Linked DNA regions of Homo sapiens: region 1 is linked to region 2. A link is a contact called in ENCODE Hi-C or POLR2A ChIA-PET data. All regions are on one chromosome and are shown on one strand. Each heading gives the region's core, a stretch centred on a gene start or an enhancer-like site at or near the end of the contact. The rest is flanking DNA. Distances are from core to core; before and after follow the strand shown. Region 1 overlaps E2F6 (E2F transcription factor 6). Region 2 overlaps GREB1 (growth regulating estrogen receptor binding 1).

Region 1 (4,354 bases), core at 591-3,090, 140 kb before region 2:
GCCACCAGAGCTCAGAGGTATGTGAATCCTAAACACTCAGCATTATTTTTTAATACTTTGATTTTGGATTCCGATTTTAAATCTTTTTAAACACAGTCTGAATTTGAAGTCGCTTCAAATATTTCTTTAAAAGCAATATTCAAACGATACAGGAATCTTGTACGATAGACAAACCAAATATTATTATTCTGATCTTACAATTCACTCACTCCACTCACTTATTTGTTCAGACATTTATTGAGCACTTCTTAAGGGCCAGGCATGGTGTGAGGCACTGGGATGTAACAGTGATTATGACAAAGTCCCTCAAGGAGCTCACAGTCTAATGGTAAACTACAGAGTAAACTGAGGCACAGAGTGGTAAATGACTTACCCAATGAGGTAGAAACAGCTAGGTATGTGAAAATGTGGGAGCAGAGCTGGAGAGAGGGCAAGGTACAACTTGTCCTAAGTAAAACCCCTTGGACTGACTCAACAGCAAGGCTGCATACACAAACATTACAAAATCTACTTGCAAAAACCTGAAAGGAGTTTCCAATTATCACCATGACTGAATTCATGTTTCACAATGAATTCAGCTATTTCCTGATGGCATTTCTATCCTTGCCCCCAAAGCCACTGGGCATGCCACCAGTCTGCTGGGAGACAGCAATTAGGTAGACAGCTTAAAACCAAGAAGTATCTGACTCCAATTTTAGCACTGAAAACCATATTAAAATACTTTAATTAAATCCACAAACATAAATGTGTAGCACATTTATGATACTTCTACATGTAGAAGTTTGGAAAAAGTCTCTTCTAACCCTCATCCAGAGGATTCTAATAAGTTATAGGTACCAAAGAGATTAGAGAATTTGTCTGTCACTTTCCATATATACATTATTTTGGCTGTACAAGGGTGAAAAGTGTCACTCAGACATATTTCGTAAGTAATCTCAACATTATACAGATATATACAAAGACATCACATTTAAATTCGTGTGTACATCTATGCAATGTACAACAGTAACTGCAAACATGAACCAGTGTAAGGCAATTTCTTTTGTGATATATGACATACTCCTTGAAGGGAAGGGTAGAGTCCACAAAGAACTGTCCATTTCAGCCTGACTGTCTGTCTTCATGACACTCTGTGATGAAGCTACTTCAGGAGGCAAGATGTCTATTTCACTGACAAAAAGCAGTGAATAATTATAAAAGGAGTTGTTTTCAAATGTGGAAACCACAATTACTCAGTAATCTAAGTGGTGAACTCCTCAAAGACACTACTGGCCATGATGCCGCTACTGAGAACGAGAGCACTTCATGGATAATTTATTGCTCTGAGAATCAAATTTGATGCGTAATTCTCCACGAAGATATTCCCAAAAAACTCAGTGATACATAAATTCTCAAATGCCATCAGTTGCTTACTTCAAGCAATTCTTCACTTTGCTGAGGATTTTCTTCTGGAAAAGAACACGAGAGAGAAATACACCTAAGTGAATACACCTAAGTGAAGGTCTGATAGGCAAATACGTAAAAGAATACACAATCTGACTACTTCAGAAAACCCTGAAGATGCCTGGTCAAGAACACGTATTCTCAGGTTAATGGCATAAGGCTAATTTTTTCAGCCTCTCAAGAATAAACTGGAACTCTAACTTGTACCTGAAAGCACCCGTCCGAGAATGGAGGAAACCTTCCCTTATTAGGGCTTTATTAGTTTCTTTTGGAGCCGTCACGACTCCCCCAGTCTTCGTAATCCTTGTGTCTTTGTGCTGTTGTCTGCATGTGGGCAACAGCCCCCTCTTCTGGTCATTACAGGTATTCTTCGTCAGTGAAAGCTTCCTATCGGTCCAGCCTGTGGCTCTGCAAGGGCCACCTGAAGACCACCCTGGCCCGCAGTGCTTGTCAAGTTCTCCAGTTGGCTGGGTCTTTGTTCGGATGTCGGTGGAGCTGTTGGCTGGGTACTGTGATGGCTTCTGCCCAGGCCGGTCACAGGATGCTGGTCCCCTGCTCAGGCAATTCCACTATTTGGGATCTGCTGTTGGACAGCACTGCAAGCTGGGTTCCGAGGTTAGATGGAGTCACTGCTCTGGCCAGATGGGTCCAGAGGCGACGTCCTTAGAAATGTGCAACTGAGGACTGACTCTTGTGGAGTGGGCTGTTGGCTGAGTTGAGTGGGTATTTGACTGCCTGGGTCAAGCAGGTCTAGCCCCTTCCCTTCTCCAAGATGTGCAGAAGGGGAAGTCTCCCGGCCAGGTCATGGGCAGGCTCTTTGGCCGAGTGGAGCTGCTGTTTGACTGAAAGCCTGCCCTATTCAGAGACCATCGCAAGTTGGTATCACCATGGGACCAAACAGAATTCTAAGTTTTCACTGCTACCAAAACTACAGAAATTTAACTATAATGTTCACAGAAATATTCTAAACTACAGTAAGAGTTATGCTGTAATTTTTTACTCATGTTTTTGTGGCTAGGAAGAGTAAAAATATCTTAAGGCCATAATACACATTAATAAAATTATGCATGCTTAATTAAAATACTGTCAGAATCACTGGTATATTTACCTTCCTCAGGGCCTTCTGGATGAGTGCTCTCAGATGAAGAGGTCCCGACACCTTCAGACCTTTTGTTACTGGTCTGACCCTGCTCCACTTCACACAAATAGACATCGATAGGTCCGTTGGTGCTCCTTATGTGCACTGTGATAGAGTCCTAGCAAAGGACACAGGAATCGTCAAGATGAATGAAATAATAAATCATATTTTTTCACTCACTAGAACTGCAAAAATTTCGAGACATTTGAGAAAATCACCTTAGCTGTAGTCACATTACAGCACTGGCCAATTCCCATGCTGAAGACAGCTACATGTGATCCTGCAGTAATGGCTTCAGAGCTATCATGTGAAAACCTCAGTACTCAAGAGCCTGTCTTTTTCTACTCAGGAGCTGACCCTTCAAGGAGGCCGTATTTCAGTCAAAAATCAGTGTTTTGATGACACAGAACTCCAGAATACCCTAGAGTCTCACAGGATAAATATGTGCTTGGATTTCCAGACCAATGAACAGGTCTTGAGATAATGGAAGGGCCATTCTTTTGTCCAGTTGAAAGAACAGGAAAAGATCAAAATATATCTCAAGTAAAATGTCAAAAAAATCGTTTACATTATTTATAAAGGACTAATTAACTCATTATGATATTCACATCCTTTGATTTCAGATTTCCTCAGGATTAATCAAAATACTTTTTTTCCGTAAGGTATCAGGCAACTTCAGTGCTTCTACTGGGAATTATGCTAAATTCTTAAGGAACAGCCCCAGTTATAAATGATTGCTTTAATTGGGAGCTGCTTCAACTATAACAAAGTCTGTTTTCTCCCCTTTAATGCAGTTAGGCCTGGGCTAGACACACATACACCACTGCTCCCTCCCACTCCACACCTCATTGTGATCTTATACCAGGGTGAGTCTGTGGAGATGCAGCCTCTCAGACGGTCTCAGAGCCTCACCTGCCCTTGCTATGACTTCCTGGTACTACAAGTGGGCTAGAGAACATCTGTGCTCAGCTTCTAGAGTGCCAGGTCACAACTGGTTTGAATGATAAATCCTGTACAATTTAATAGATATTTCTTAACAATAACATTCCACTAAATTAAGTGTTGTCAAACTTCCATAAAGGCTGAGATGGTAAATATTTTTGGCTTTGCAAGTCACACTATCCCTGTCACAACCTTTTAACTCTGCCACTATAGTATGAAAGCAGTCAGAAACAATATGTAAACAAATGTGCATGTGGCTGTGTCCTAATCAAATTATTTCTAAGAAAAAGGAGCAGGCCGGATCTGACCTGAGGGCCAGTTTGCCACCCATCACACTAGGTCCCCAGATCTTCACGGTCAGGCTCTGGCCAAGAGGGCCCATGTGCAGAGACTTTAAATAGGACTCTAAGAGAAGCCTCAGGTATGATCAAAGGCTCAGCCAGATTTAGCAATTACAGTCTGAAGCAGCTCACAGCATAGGGAAAAGCCAAAAATCCATTAGTCTCTGCAGAATGAATTATTATGCCCCAAAGTAAAGATGTGTTGATTGGCAGTTTCTTAAAAATAAAACAACTAGGAAACATCACCAAGAAATCATAACTTGAGTGTGACTGAGGTAAATGAAAGCCAGCCCTTACCCCATACACTGTGGAGTAATACAGGGCTCACTTGAACAGTGGTCTGCTGGGGACAAAAGGAAAAACAGGTCAAGAAAATATTCTTCGCTAGGCAGGAGGCAAACCCCCAGGGCAATGCAGAGGGCTGCACTGTGAGCACCGATGGGTCTATCAAGGCTGTCAGTCTTGAGGATGTGTCCCAAGAATGGCCACA
Region 2 (4,277 bases), core at 563-3,062:
AGGTGAGGATATGGATGAGAGGGGTGAGTGAAGGGGCTGAGCAGACCTCCTGCCAGAGGAGGGTTTGAGGGAGCTGTGAACGGGCGGAGCAACCTGGGGACCTGCTCGTGGACTCCCAGTCCAGTGCTCTCCCCACCATGCTCATCTGGAGCCACATCATAAGCCATTCTCGTCTTTCTTTCCTCCATCATGCACTCAGCTAAATTGGATTTGAAGATCTAAGACATCAAACTGGAGGAGCCCTTAGAAACCATCTAGGCCAGCGCTGTTTTACAGAGGAGGAGACAGAGGTCCAGAGAGGCAAGGCAGGTCTCCATGCTCCCACTCCACTGTGCTGGTGGAGGATCTCCCTGGTGAAAATCTTGTGAATTGTCTAACTCTTCACTGAAGGGGCAAAGGTAGTTTCTGAACAGAATCCGAGGCCTCCCAACCAGCACCTCCATCCTGGAGTCCGAAACCCACAGCAGCCAAGACCCAGGCAGTAGCTGAGTCCCGTCCTCCGCAGCAGCCTAGCCCCAGGCAGCCTCTGCTTTCATCCAGGGACTGCTGCTTCTCTGCCGGTGCTGCATTTGGGGGCAACCCTGTGGCTGCAGAGCTGGACCTCTGGGGATGAGGATGCTGGGGATGCCACGCTGCTGCGGCCTCCCTTCTGGGCTGTCTGTGGACCCCCAGCCTCCACCCTGAACAGCAGGGAGATGAGGGCCTCCTTCAGCCCGGGAACCTGGGAAGGTGGCCTTGGGAAGCCTTCTGTGTGGGACTGACTGTATTTTCCTTGCCATGCTCCGTGGAGGGGTGTGGGAGATGGAGCTCCTCCAAATTGCCTAGGGGAACACGAGCCGTTCCAGAATCTGGCTCCAGCCCACCTGCCGAACCTCATTCCCTGCTATTTTGGCTACCCTGGGCAGTTGAGCTCCCCCACCCCCATGGCCCCATCCTCCTGTCTCCATGCTCTGTGCCTGCGTCCCGGCTCTGGGCTGCTCTCTCCACCCGCCTATTAAATCGCCTTTCTGAGGTTAGTTCAGGGGGCACCTGCTCTGTGCAGGAGGGCCCCCTGTGAGCTCACGGGGCTCCCAGCCGTCCCAGGCTCAGTCCCGCAGCCACATGTGGCCATCGGGGCCTCGGCGCTGTGCAGTTCCCGAGGGCAGCGCCTTGGTCATGTGCATCTTGGAGCCGCTGGTACCAGCTGCTGGGGAGCTCCGCCAGAGGGCATGACGCTGGCTGGGTTGAGTTGCGTTGAGCACAGCTGAAGTGTCGGAGTTCCTGGGCCTTCTCCTCTGCTCTGGGGAGAGAGCTCAAAATCAATTTTTAAGAAACTGCGTCTAATACCACATGGAGTTTACTGAAGCCTAGAGTCCTGTCACTCACTGGTTCGCAATGGAGAAGTGCTGCCCCCTGGGGGCGGGGGTAGGAAATGTTCTGGTAAAGGATGGATTTGTTGTCCCAGGCCCAGGGTCTTACTGGCATTTGGTGCTGGGACAGAGCGGGCAGGATGCACAATGTCCCGCACCAAACAGGCTACATAATGAGTCATCTCCAAAAAATGCCAAATAGTACCTCCCCAAGAGACATTTTGAGAAATAGTTGATCCACATTGGTACCATGGGAGCAGTTCCTGGTGACATCATTTGGGAAGAGCTCACGGGCTTAGGGTCTATTTAGAACTATTTATAGGGTTATCTTCCCAAAGTGAGAAAACATCTGCGTCTCTTCAATCCTTACTGAGATCCAATTCCAAGCCCTGTCCCCTTTGGTCGTTCAGTAGAGCTTTTAGAGGAGCTGGCTGCTTAGCCTCTGTGGGGGGTCTCCCATCGCAATTGGGGACAGATGTTTGCAGAGTCTAAGGCCTCATCCCTGCAAACAGGAAGGAGGAAAGCAGCAGCTGCGTCAGTGGTTGTTGGGAGGGCCAAAGGAGCCCACGGCTTTGAAAGCTCTTTGTAAACAAAGTACTTTATGCTTTTAACTTTTTGTTTACTTTCAGTCAGTCAAATGAAGTGATAATTTTTTTTTTGTTTACTCTTGAGAGACTCTAAAGCAATGATTCTCACCCTGCAGCGTGCTTAAAAATTACCAGGCTGGTCGGGTGCATTGGCTCACACCTATAATCTCGGCACTTTGGGAGGCTGAGCAGGCGGATCACCTGAGGTCAGGAGTTTGAGACCAGCCTGACCAACACGGTGAAACCCTGTCTCTACTAAAAATACAAAAATTGGCCGGGTGTGGTGGTGCGCGCTTGTAATCCCAGCTACTCGGGAGACTGAGGCAGGAGAATCGCTTGAACTCAGGAGGCAGAGGTTGCAGTGAGCTGAGGCCGCGCCACTGCACTCCAGCCTGGGCAACAAGAGCGAGACTCTGTCTCGAAAAAAAAAATCACCAGGCTGGCTTACAAAGGATGGTGTTTTTTTACTGTCGTTTCCAGAGATGTGATTCTGGAGGTCAAGGCAGGGCCCAGGGACACACAGGTTTAATAGGCCCATGGGGGTTCTGTGCAGTGCCTCGGGTCACACCTGGAGAACCGTTGCTCTGATTGGTATTTCTCCACCCGGGCTGTGCGTTAGAATCAAGAAGAAGCGTTGAGATATTGGGATGCCTGGGTCCTGCTCCCATGCTGGGCTTCTGGTTTACTTGGGATGAGATTGCATCCAGACAGAGTTTTAAAAGTTTCCCGGTTGAGTTTAATGTACAGTTGAAGTTGAGACATGAATCTCTGCATGTAGGGGAAATTTTGTGTCTGGTTAGTCAAGAAACTATGGAAACCAATTCTTGATATTTTGAACCATTCACGAAGATAGTTTGAGTCATGAGCATGCTGTTGTCTAGAGTGGGCGGGGATGACTCATTGGAGTGGATGCGCTGCTCTGTACTTGATTTTTTTGAGTCTGAAATTAGCTTTCCAGGCTGGGGCAGGGAGGGGAGCACAGGTGGATCAGTACTGCCCCCAAGCGGTGGAGCTGTGGTGGTGGATCAAATACTGCTGCCGCCTGTCTGCACAAACATATTTCTCTCTTCCAGCCCTTCAGAAGTGTATTGGAATATGTCGATAACAATAATGATGGTAGTGAAGATGATGATGATGTGGGTAATTCTGGCTACCTTATTGGGTCCAAGCTCCCCACAATTCGTTGCACAAAGCACTCTACATACATTCTCTTTAGTCCTGATCAAACCACCTTTCAGAGTAGGATTTAGTGTCCTATTTTAAAGATGAAGGAGCTCGGGCTCAGAGAGAGATCGTTTAGACACACACACAACTTTGGAATGAAACATTTACAGCCGGGCGCGGTGGCGCGTGCCTGTAGTCCCAGCTACTTGGGAGGCTGAGGCTGGAGGATCGCTTGAGTCCAGGAGTTCTGGGCTGTAGTGCGCTATGCCGATCGGGTGTCCGCACTAAGTTTGGCATCAATATGGTGACCTCCCGGGAGTGGAGGACCACCAGGTTGCCTAAGGAGGGGTGAACCGGTCCAGGTCGGAATGAAACATTTACAAAAATTGACATTTCCTTATGCATAGATATTTCACTAGGTCCTTAAAACCCACGTGAATCTGTGATTAGAAAAAAAAAAACAAAACAAAACAGATCATTGTTCTCCAAACCAAGGGTAAATTTTATTGGAGCCCTGTCCTGGTGATAGCCTAATCCACACTCTGAATATTGTCTAGGTATCTTGTCAAACTCCGGGCCCCCCAAAAAACGCCACAAAGGGTGGTCTCCAGAATCTCCATCAGCTCCAGATGGTGGCTGCCCCCAAGGTGGTGGGAACAGAGCTAAGTATGGTAAGTGATGGCAGCCTTGCCCAGAATTCCAGACTTGGGTACTGGTGGTAGTGCTGCTGCCAGTTGTGTGTATGTGTGCGTGTGTGCGTGCGCACGAGTGTGAATGTGCGTGTGTACTGATGAGGGAGTTCTAAGGAGGCAGAGTTTGGTGTGACAAAAGACCTCTTTCTCACATGTTAAAATTGCTTTGCAAGGTCTAGGATCCGTGTATGATAGTGAGTTCTCTGATCCTTGAGAAATTTTAAAAGGGGCTATTTATGACTTGGCAGGGATATCGAAGAGGAGACTGAACTACTGGGGGAAGGATGGGCGGAATGAACTTAAAGGTGCCGTTGACCTTAGGAATCTGTGACTCTAAGAGTTTGGTGCTCCTGTAATCAGGGACGTTGGTCAGAGGGTAGCAGATTTGCTGGCTGGCCTGATGTCAGGTATGTGAGAGGTGGATGCCTTGTCTGATGTTTTCACTAATATTCTTGGGTGTTCCTAGAGAGCGCAGGCATGTCCTG

What was found. Hi-C counts contacts between places; a loop is a spot of excess contacts on that map. ChIA-PET counts read pairs that join two places held with the same protein, here RNA polymerase II (POLR2A). Pooled maps may share reads with other maps.
Region 1: a loop to region 2 is called in a map of PC-9, with 19 times the contacts of the local background. The contact joins two enhancer-like sites. A Hi-C loop is called at or near these places in 1 of 168 maps with a recorded cell type or tissue (PC-9) and 7 of 50 pooled maps. POLR2A ChIA-PET finds 5 or more read pairs at or near these places in 1 of 52 experiments (AG04450).

What each region holds. Positions count from the first base shown.
Region 1 is chr2:11,445,076-11,449,429 of GRCh38, forward strand. It overlaps E2F6 (E2F transcription factor 6), which reads right to left. Exons shown (of 7, transcript NM_198256.4): 6 at 2,552-2,699; 7 at 1-1,448. The coding sequence ends at 1,402. Among named protein-coding and RNA genes, the nearest start is that of E2F6, 19 kb to the right of the region's middle. RefSeq lists a silencer at 4,252-4,354. Within about 2 kb of position 1,841, at least 2 of the 41 ENCODE cell types and tissues checked have a DNase peak (open chromatin) inside an H3K27ac peak, as active enhancers do.
Region 2 is chr2:11,581,504-11,585,780 of GRCh38, forward strand. It overlaps GREB1 (growth regulating estrogen receptor binding 1), which reads left to right. Exons shown (of 33, transcript NM_014668.4): 8 at 3,658-3,771; 9 at 4,259-4,277. It also overlaps the pseudogene RN7SL674P. Among named protein-coding and RNA genes, the nearest start is that of MIR4429, 43 kb to the left of the region's middle. RefSeq lists an enhancer at 1,240-1,534 and a silencer at 2,913-3,002. Within about 2 kb of position 1,813, at least 15 of the 41 ENCODE cell types and tissues checked have a DNase peak (open chromatin) inside an H3K27ac peak, as active enhancers do.